2 separate regions of the Homo sapiens genome follow, and region 2 is linked to region 1. Evidence: read pairs that join two places in POLR2A ChIA-PET (ENCODE). Cell type or tissue: OCI-LY7. All regions are shown on one strand. Links, peaks and the distances in the headings refer to the core of each region. The heading gives the core; the rest is flanking DNA.

What was found. ChIA-PET counts read pairs that join two places held together with the same protein. Peaks named below come from ENCODE experiments on the same cell type or tissue, not always from the same donor. Only the 100,000 strongest peaks of a DNase experiment are listed, where the experiment ranks them.
Region 2: POLR2A ChIA-PET joins it to region 1 with 10 read pairs; 7 of 35 experiments call an interaction of 5 or more read pairs at or near these places.

What each region holds. Positions count from the first base shown.
Region 1 is chr17:44,276,267-44,281,639 of GRCh38, reverse strand. No RefSeq gene overlaps it. Among named protein-coding and RNA genes, the nearest start is that of SLC4A1, 11 kb to the right of the region's middle. RefSeq lists a cis regulatory region at 1-46 and an enhancer at 786-1,456. In OCI-LY7, for the core only: no CTCF peak of the experiment used is centred there; no DNase peak of the experiment used is centred there.
Region 2 is chr17:44,332,378-44,337,750 of GRCh38, reverse strand. No RefSeq gene overlaps it. Among named protein-coding and RNA genes, the nearest start is that of GRN, 10 kb to the left of the region's middle. In OCI-LY7, for the core only: a CTCF peak has its summit at 2,786; a DNase peak (open chromatin) is centred at 2,720; H3K4me3 peaks cover 639 bases; H3K27ac peaks cover 1,778 bases.

The DNA.
Region 1 (5,373 bases), core at 312-5,311:
GACAGAGTTTTTCCAGCAAGGAAGGGGCCCTCATGGGCTTGGATGGGAGGCCAGGACTGAGAAGAGGAGCTACCTGCCCTGAGGAAGGTTGGGTCAGCCATCGAGAGGCACCAGGAACCAGGGGATTTGTAGGGGAAAAAAGACAGGGGCAAGCCAGAGGGAAGATGGGAGCTGATCGCCCACAATGCCATCCTCACCCCCTTGGGTACACCAGCCGCTGCCTTGTCATACAGACATACCCTAGGACACGCAGGCATATTGGGCACAGATGCAAGAGAGACTTTCCCTTTACCTCCACCCACCCCCCTGCTCCCCCTTCCATTGTCCAGCCCAGGCCTAGCCAGGAGTATGGGTGGTCCAGTTACTTGCTGCTGTTTTGGGTTAATGTGGATTCACAGCTGCAGTGATTCTTTTTATTTATTTATTTATTTATTTATTTATTTATTTTCAGACGGACTCTTGCTCTGCCGCCCAGGCTGGAGTGCAGTGGTGCCATCTCAGCTCACTGTAATTTCCGCCTCCTGGGTTTAAGCAATTCTCCTGCCTCAGCCTCCAGAGTAGCTGGGATTACAGGTGTGTGCCACCACGCCCGGCTAATTTTTTTGTATTTTTAGTAAAGACTGGGTTTCACCATGTTGGCCAGGCTGGTTTCGAACTCCCGACTTCAAGTGACCTGCCCACCTCAGCCTCCCAAAGTGCTAGGATTACAGGTGTGAGCCACTGCAACTGGCCCGTGATTCATATTTTAACAGTGTTTGGTTGGCTTTAAATAAAGTGCATAGCAGGGGTGGGGGAACCCCTCCTTAATGCTGGGGTTCCTTTCACACAGCCAGTGTTGTCCAGGGGAGCCCAAGTGCACCCTTCTAGACACAGCGCCTCCCTACCCTGGCTCCAAGCATCAGGGGCCCTCTGATGGCACCTGGGATGCTGCCTGGGGCTGACCCTCGACCTCTACCTTTACCCCACAGCAGAGGAGGTTGTTCTGTGGTTCCGGGTATTTCAAAGGGTCACGCCTTGGTCGGGGCTGGGGCAGTGCAGAGGCAGCTTCCCCAGCAGTGACCACAGGCAGTCAGCCTCCATCACCCTTTGTTCTGAGCCACTGTGTGCCTGCTGCCCTGAAAGCAGAGGGTGACTGAGTCACAGGTGGGTCCTCAGGACCTAGCAGAAGGGGAGGCATGCATGGCGGAGGTCCGACGGGCTTCAGGAGAGAGGAGAGGAAGGCCAGTCGTCCACGCCAGGTCCAAGTCGAAGAAGGAGTGGAAGCTGGACTGCAGAGAGGCCTGAGCTCAATTTTAAAGTGAATGAAGCTAAGGGAGTGCGCAGAGACAGGACCAGTAGGGCAGGCTGGGGACGGAGAGCAAGTTCACAGCAGGGGCCAGGTCAGAAGGAGGAACTTGAACTTTATCCTGAGGCCACATGGAACAGCTGGAAGGGTCAGAAGTGGGAGGGAGCCAGGAGTGCAGGGTCAGGGGAAGGAAGAGGGGGCCGCCGGCCATAGGTCCTCCTCCACAGGGCTCCCCAGCATAGATTCCCCCCAGACATAGGATAGGTACTCTCCCTACGCGGGTCTCACGCCCTGCAGGTTCTCTGCACCTGCATGCAGGCCCTTCCAGGCGCCCCCCTACGCCAGGCCTGCGTCCCGGCCACCTAAGCCTGAGTAGACAGAGCTGAGGTCTTCAGCCACCGACTTCAATGACGTAGTGAATCAGGGCTGGGAACCAAGGCCGTCCCCGCCCTACCCAGCCAGCCCTACAGGCCAAGGTCAGTCTTAGTCGGCTGTGGTTTCCGGTCTGCTGCTGCCCCGCCAGAGCCTGGCTCCCTCCAGCTGGTTTGACCTCAAAATCTCACCGACTGAGAAGAGCCATTTCCTGGAGAGTTTCCCCTCCCTACCCCCATCCCAAGTTTCAGTGTGTGAATCCCCAGTCCCAATCCAGCTCTGCTGCTTATGAGCTGTGTGACCTCGGGGAATTTACTTCACCTCTCTGTACCCTACTTTCTTCAAGTTTTAGGAAGATTGAGTACAGGCTGACAGTAAAGACAGCACCCCTTATTGAGGATGGTCTTTGTGATGTGTGATTAAGTCTTTTGTATGGATGAGGAAGTTGAGGGTCAGATGTTGCTAGTTGGGGAGAGCCCAGATTTCAGCCTCTCATCCTGGGCTGGGGCTTTTTCCAAGACTAAACTCTCCTTATTTATTTTTTATTTTATTTTTATTTTTTTGAGATGGAGTTTCACTCTCATCGCCCAGGCTGCAGTGCAATGGTGCAACCTTGGCTCACCGCAACCTCTGCCTCCCAGGTTTAAGCGATTCTCCTGCCTCAGTCTCCCGAGTAGCTGGGATTGCAGGTGCCTGCCACCGAGCCTAGCTAATTTTTGTATTTTAGTAGAGACAGGATTTTGCGATGTTAGCCATGCTGGTCTCAAGCTCCTGACCTCAGGTGATCCACTCGCCTTAGCCTCCAAAAATGCTGGGATTACAGGCATGAGTCACTGCGTCTAGCCTCCTTTTTTTTATTTTAATTTTTGTGGGTACATAGTAATTGTATATATTTATGGGGTACATGTAAGGGGTACATGAGGTGTTTTGACACAGGCATGCAATGTGAAATAAGCACATCATGGAGAATGGGGTATCCATCCCCTCAAGCATCTAAACACTCTTTGATGACCCTTGTGTGAGCTGGTGTTTTTGTTTTTGTTTTGAGACAAGGTCTTGCTCTGTCACCCAGGCCAGAGTGCAGTGGCATGATCATGGCTCACTGCACCCTAGACCTCCTGGGCCCAGGCGATCCTCCTGCCTCAGCCTCCTTAGTAGCTGGGACTACAGGCATGCACCACCCCACCTGGCTAATTTTTATATTTTTTTGTAGAAATGGGGTTTCACCATGTTGCCCAATCTGGTCTTAAACTCCTGGGCTCAAGCAATCCACCCGCCGGGGCCTCCCAAAGTGCTGGGCTGGGATTACAGGCATGAGCCACCATGCCCGACCGTGTGAGCAGGTGTTGAACGAATAAAGGAATAGTAACTGCTGGTTGACTTGGTCATTTTGAACCCCTGGGTCTCTGGAAACTTGTGAGCCATCTGAGGGCAGCTCTATCCACCCGTGGGCTGATTTTCACCCCTGGGGACAGAGACTAGACAGTGGGATTAGTAATGGTTAGAGGGTACCTAAAAGGATGGGAAGATGCAGGCCAGGATGGGAATTAGAGGTGACCTGGGAGGTCAGCACTACAGGGTACAGGAATGACGCTGTCAAATTTTCTCCATCAGAGGGTTCCACCCATCCTTCAAGGTGTCTCTTCCTTGAAGCCTTCCCTGACCACTTCATTCTCTTGTTTAATAATTCCTGGGACATGAGAAGCTACAGCTCAGCCCCTGTGAGCTGACTGTACCCTGTGACTGCATGTGACACAGTCTGACCATTATGCAGCATCAAATCATTTCTGGAGAGCTTGCCAATACATTAGCTCACTTAACCCTCTTAACAGCCCTGGGACGGAGGAGTTACGTGTTTATCACCTCGGTTCTAAGGTCCAGAGAAGTTTGAATGTCTTGCTCACAGGAGCATTGGCTGAGACTCAAGTTTAGGCTCCCTGGTTCCAAATCACATACATTCTGTTCATTACAGCACTTTACCTGAGGTTGAGGCTGCCTCTGCGTTCTGGGTGCTTACTTAAAACTCGAAGTTTCCTAGCAGCCAAGGTAAAAAGGGAAACCTGATGACTTAGATGGCCCTTCTCTGTCTGAAATAAAGAAACCTATCAGTTCATCTGGAGTTTCAGACAGTATCCGGTACTTACTTCCAGCAGGATTGATTTCATGGATTCTGTGTGACATCCTCACCCATTGATTTGCAGGAAGGTATTATGTTGATCCCATTAGAGGCTATAGGAATGATATTAGTGAGAACTTGGGGTGGAATTTCCCGGGGAAATTGCACTAAGAGATTCCAGGTGATTGCCTCCTGCCTTCTTTTCTTTTCTTTTTTTTTTTTTTTTAATAGAGATGGGGGTCTCCCTATGTTGTCCAGGTTGGTCTCGAACTCCTGAGCTCAAGGAATCCTGCTGCCTCAGCCTCCCAAAGTGCTGGGAATTACAGGCATGAGCCACCGCACCCAGCCATGTTTCCTGGCATCTAACTTGATCCAGGGTGCAGCTGAGACATCAGGGGAGCCAGCATGTGAAGTGGAAAGAGTTGAAAGAGTGCTGGAGCCACAGAGAGCAAGGTTCAAATCTTGGCCCTACTGCCAACTGTCCTTAGGCAAGTTATTTAATTTCTCTGAGTCTCATTTTCCCCACTTGTTAAGATGGGAACGAGAATGCATTCTCAAATCATTATTGTGGGGAGTCGTTCAATCATTCATTCAGTAAAAATGTAGAGCCCGCCTTTGCCAGGCTCTGTGCCTAGGCACTGGCGACATGACTACAGACAAGGATGGCAAAGGACCTGCCCCCATGAAGCTTATGTTCTAGAGGCAGCAATAGATCATAATAAACAAATAATTAAATAAGAAACTGTCAGCCGGGCACGGTGGCTCATGCCTGTAATCCTAGCACTTTGGGAGGCCGAGGCAGGTGGATCACAAGATCAGGAGTTCGAGACCAGCCTGGCTAATATGGTGAAACCCCGTCTCTACTAAAAATACAAAAATTAGCCAGGTGTGGTGGGGGCTGCCTGTAGTCCCAGCTACTCAGGAGGCTGAGGCAGGAGAATCACTTGAACCTGGGAGATGAAGGTTGCAGTGAGCCGAGATTGTGCCACTGCACTCCAGCCTGGGTGACAGAACAAGACTCTGTCTCAAAAAAAAAAAAGAAAGAAAGAAAGAAAGAAAGAAAGAAAGAAAGAAAGAAAGAAAGAAAGAAAGAAAGAAAGAAAGAAAGAAAGAAGGAAAGAAAGAAAAAGAAAAGAAAAGAAAGCATCAGCTGATAGGGAAAAGATAATTTAGTAGGTGATATGATGATATGATTCTGGCTGAGATTGCTAGGGGCCTTCTAATTTCCATTCTCCTCTTCTTCCAGTGTAATAGAACACAGGACTTCCCAGAATAAAAGCTACATTTCCTAGGCTCCCTTGAAGCTAAATGTAGCCATGGAACTGAGTCTGGGCCAATGGGATGTAAGCAGAAGCAACCTCTGGGAAATACCCTTAAAGAAAGGGGACACAGGCTGGGTGCAGTGGCTCACGCCTGTAATCCCAGCACTTTGGGAGGTCGAGGTGGGCAGAACACCTGAGGTCGGGAGTTCGAGACCAGCCTGACCAACATGGAGAAACCCCACCTCTACTAAAAATATAAAATTAGGCTGGGTGCAGTGGCTCACGCCTGTAATCCCAGCACTTTGGGAGGCCGAGGCAGGTGGATCATGGGGTCAGGA
Region 2 (5,373 bases), core at 252-5,251, 56 kb before region 1:
GGAGTCAGGAAACACTCTGCTCCGCCAGCTTCTTGTGGGAGGCTGGATATTATCCAGGCCTGCCCGCAGTCATCCCAAGGCCTAAACCCCTTTCTGTGGTGCTGTGCTTCAGTGGTCACGCTCCTTGTCCACTTTCATGTTCCTCCCATACTCCTGGATTCCTCTTTGAAGTTCGTAGTAGATAGTGGTAGAAGAAATAGTGAAAGCCTTAAAGTCTTTGATCTTTTTGATACATGCATAGAAGAAAACGCTGACATATGCTGCCTTCCCTCTCTGCTTTGGCTACCTAAAAGGGAAGGGCCCCCTATCCCATGATCACTTGACTTGCTTGACCTTATCAATCGCTTGGACGACTCACCCTCCTTACCCTGCCCCCCTTGTCTTGTATGCAATAGATGTCAGTGCCCCCAGCCATTCGGGGCCACTACCGGTCTCCGCGTCTTGGTGGTAGTGGTCCCCAGGGTCCAGCTGTTTTCTCTTTATCTCTTTGTCTTGTGTCTTTATTTCTTATGATCTCTCATCTCCGCACACGGGGAGAACACCTGCTAAGCCCCGTAGGGCTGGACCTTATATGTCACCCAGGCTGGAGTGCAATGGCGTGATCTCGGTTCACTGCAACCTCCGCCTCCTGGGTTCAAGTGCTTCTCCTGCCTCAGCCTCCTGAGTAGCTGAGATTACAGGCATCTGCCACCATGCCCAGCTAATTTTTGTATTTTTAGTAGAGACGGGCTTTCACCACATTGGCCAGGCTGGTCTCAAACTCCTGATCTCAGGTGATCCATCCGCCTCAGCCTCCCAAAGTGCTGAGATTACAGGCGTGAGCCATCGCACCTGGCCAGAGTCCTAATACTTTTGAACAAGGAGACCCACATTTTCATTTGCACTGGACCTCCAAACTGTGTAGCCTGTCCTGGTGCTAGACACAGGCCACTCTCAGCCTCTGTCTCTCAGATTTAAAATGCAATGCAGGGGGGCTGAGGCAGCCAGATCATTTGAGGTCAGGAGTTCGATAGCAGCCTGGCTAACATGGTGAAACCTCATCTCTACTAAAAATACAAAAATTAGCCGGGCATGGTGGCGGGCGCCTGTAATCCCAGCTACTCGGGAAGCTGAGGTGAGAGAATCAGTTGAACCCAGGAGATGGAGGTTACAGTGAGCTGAGATCACGCCACTGCACTCTAGTCTGGGCGACAGAGCAAGATTCCGTCTCAAAATAAATAAGTAAATTTTTTAAAAAAATTAGCCAGGTGTGGTGGCACACCCCTATAATCCCAGCTACTTGAGAGGCTGAGGCACTAGAATTGCTTGAACCAGGAGGCGGAGGTTGCAGTGAGGCGAGATCATGCCACCGCACTCCAGCCTGGGCAACAGAGCGAGACTCTGTCTCAAAACCAATAAATAAATTAATTAAATAAAATACAATGCAGATTGACAGGGAATTCCTTCTTCATTATAAAGATCCAATGGGATTAGAGGTAAGAAAATGCTTTGTCAACTGAGAATGCACTAAAAACAGCAGGCATTTTTCTAGTTCAAGAAGGATCTGGGACTCGGGCCAGGTCTCCAGAAGCCCTCCCAAGCTGGACACGACCCCTTGCTCCCCAGGGGCTCCATCATTCTGGACCAGCTCCCCACACGGCAGGCAGAGATAGCAGGAGCAGACAGGCTATGTCCTTTCGGAACTATTCCAACTCATGAGTGGTAGGGCTGGGGGTCCTGGGGGGAATGCTCCATATCAGGACAGAGCGTCTCCCTTTAGGCAGAAAGGGAAACCAGAGCTAGGGGTGGGGGGTTACTGGGCTATGGGGGGGTAATGAGGGAGGAGAAGCAGGAACAGCCCAGTGCCCAGGCTAGAGGCTGTGGCAGGGTATTTGGGAACAGAAGTACTGACCACAGTCAGGAGACCCATGTTCCCATCCCAGCATAAGCCGTGAACTTGCCCAGTGACAGTGGATAAGCCACTTCTCTGTTTTGTTTTTCACTCAATAACTGTTTGTTTTTTGTTTGTTTGCTTTTTAGACACAGGGTCTTACTCTGTCACCTAAGCTGGAGTACAGTGGTATGATCATGGCTCACTGCAGCCTTGAACTCCTGAGCTCAATTGATCCTCCCACTTAAGTCCCCAGAGTAGCTGGGACTACAGGTGCACACCACCGTGTCCGACTAATTTTATTTTATTTTTTGGTAGAGATGGGGTCTGGTTGTATTGCCCAAGCTGGTCTCGAACTCCTGGGCTCAAGTGATCCTCCTAAAATGCTGGGATTACAAGCGTGAGCCATGGCACTGTTTTAACAAAGTGTCATATGCAAATACTTTTTTTTTTTTTTTTTGAGACACGGTCTCGCTCACCCAGGCTGGAGTGCAGTGGCGCGATCTCAGCTCACTGCAACCTCCACCTTCCAGGTTCAAGCGATCCCCCTGCCTCAGCTTCCTAAGTAGCTGGGACCACAGGTACACACCAACACGCCTGGCTACTTTTTTGTATTTTTGGTAGAGACAGGGTTTCACTATGTTGCCCAGGCAGGTCTCAAACTCTTGAGCTCAAGCGATCCGCCTGCCTCAGCCTCCCAAAGTGCTGGGATCACAGGCATGAGCCACCGCGCCCGGCCACAAATGCATTTTAATCAAATTATAACAAAAAGCAGCACCCTTGTCCTCTCGCCTTTCCCACCCCAGACAGGCAGGTGGCAGGTGCCAGAGGACAAGAGTCAGTGCTTTTCTGCAAGCCTAGCAGACAGGCTGGGAGCAGAGCAAACGGGCCTCTTCACTGTCTGCTGAGCTTGGATTCCAGCGTGGCCTCCTGCCAGCTGGGTGACTTTGGCTTATTGTTTTGACCCTAAATGCCTTCATCTGTGAAATGGGCTCATTGGAATGCCTGTCTCCCAGGGTGCTCAGGAGGCCTGAATGAGCAAAACATCTTGTGGAGTGCCTGGCACATCACAGTTCCTCAATAAACAGTCACTTCCTCCTCTCTCACTCCTATGTTTGAATGAATTTTGACCAGCAAATTGCACTTATTCAACACAAAGAAATTCATTTTCCAATTAAACTTTACAAAATCAATGATATAAAATTTGATTTTACTAGAGTGGAAAGAAAAAAAAAAACCAAAGACAGAAACCCAGGTCCTCTAAACCCTTCCCAGCTCCTCCATGACACAGCCCCTGGGCCCACATCTGAGAACACTGTGTCCTTCCCCTGGGAGGGGTGGCTACCGGGTCAGGAAGGCCCATGGGGGGCCAGGCGCCACTTGGTGGTCTGGCCAGTGTCCTGTGTCCCTATGGGCATGGGGAGTACCCTTCACCACCCTGTTCCTTTTGCTAAGGTTGAGAATGGTTGGGGTTGTTTCACCTCTGAGTGGTCCCTGAATTGCTTGGGGACTCTAGGAGTTGGATCCTATCTGTTGTTAAGGGCAGCAGGTAGACAGTTTGGGTGGTGGCAGTGGAAGGACAGGCGGGCACTGTTGACTCTGGCTGTGAGAGCTGGGAGCAGGAGTAGAGATGGCAAGAATCAGGCCTGTGTTTCAAATGCAGAGTTCCTGTAACACTCCAGAGAATGATCTCCATTCACAGGCATATGAGATGCTAAAGTCTTATCCAGTCATTAGCTAGGATGCAGTGGTGTTGGTGTCTGAGTGCAAATCAATCAGAGCCCAGAGTTTTGCCCACCTCACCAGCTCCACTGGATGCCGATGCCAGCTCAGCTCACGGCCCTGATCCTCCCTCCCAGCCCTCCCAGCCCTGCCAGCCCACCTGAGTGCCCCTGGCCTTTCTCCAGGTGGGCCCCCTGTGAGTCAGGAGATGTCTGCTCCAACTGACTTGAATGGATTACTCAACTCCTCCAAGACTCGGTTTCCTCATCTGTAAAATGTGTACACAATAACCCCCGCTTGCCCTCCACACAGTCATGTGAGGTTCAAACGGGATGATGGATGTGAAGAGATCTTGTAAACTGGCACATTAAAAACAGGAGGAATTCTTTTTAGGACATCAAAGGGGTTCCTCTTGTTAACCCGGTGGGGACCTGTCTCTGAAGCAATAGGCCAGGGCCTAGGTGAGGAAGCTGCCCCACTCAGAGAGCTCAGAGAGGTTGGGTCAGAGTCATCTCCAGAACCCAGAGAAGGGCAGGGAGAAGTCAGCTGCACGGAGGACAGGAAGGGAGAAGGAGCGGCCCGCCCCAGGCCAGCTTTCCCTGTCATGCACTGTTGCCACACCCCTCATCTCTCAGCTTAGACCTTGGCAGCCCTAGGAAGGAAGTGGGGCCAGGAGTACTATCCTTTCAATTTTATTTTATTTTTTATTTTAATTTGGTTATTTATTTATTTTTGAGACAGAGAATCGCTCTGTTGCCCAGGTTGGAGTGCAGTGGTGTGATTTCAGCTCACTGCACCCTCTGCCTCTCAGGTTCAAGCGATTCTTGTGCCTCAGCCTCCCAAGTAGCTGGGATTACAGGTGTGCACCACCACGCCCAGCTAATTTTTGCATTTTTAGTAGAGATGGGGTTTCACCATGTTGATCAGGCTGGTCTCGAACTCCTGGCCTCAGGTGATCTGCCCACGTTGGGCTCCCAAAGTGCTGGGATTATAGGCGTGAGCCACCACACCCAGTTTTCCATTTTAAAGATGAAGAAACTGAGACCCAGGATGGAGACAAGGTCCCCTAATTCTCTGAATTAGCAGAGAAATCTGTACTCAAATACATATAAGGGGACTTTAATTCAATCTCTTCTGCTAGGATGATAGCTGGCATACTTCATTTCAGTGTTTTTAAAAGGTAGGTCCTGTTACTGTTTATTGAGATTTATATTGTGCCAGGTTCTGTATTATGCTCTTTAATCTGTAACACAATCCTTTGAGGTAGTACAATTATTATTCCCATCTTACAGTGAAATGACTAAGGCTGGGCCCTGTGGTGTAATCCTGACACTTTGGGAGGTGGATGCAGGAGGATCACATGAGCCCAGGAGTTTGAGACCATCGTGGGCAACATACTGACACCCCTTCTCTATAAAAAATAAACAAAAATTAGCTGGGCGTGGTGGTGCGTGACTGTGGTCCCAGCTACTGGTGGGGGGAGGGGGGAGAGAGCTGAGGTGGGAGGATCGCTTTAATCCAGGACGTCGAGGCTGCAGCGAGCTGTGATTGTGCCACGGCACTCCAGCCTGGGCAACAGAGTGAGAGACCCTGACTCAAAAAAATATATATATATATGTATTAGCCAGGCGAGGTGGCACGCTCCTGTAGTCCCAGCTACTTGAGAAGGTGAAGCACTAGGATCACTTGAGCTCAGGGATTCAATGCTGCAGTGAGCTATGATCACACCACTGCACTCCAGCCTGAGCAACAGTGAGGTCCCGTCTTAAAAAAAAAAAAAA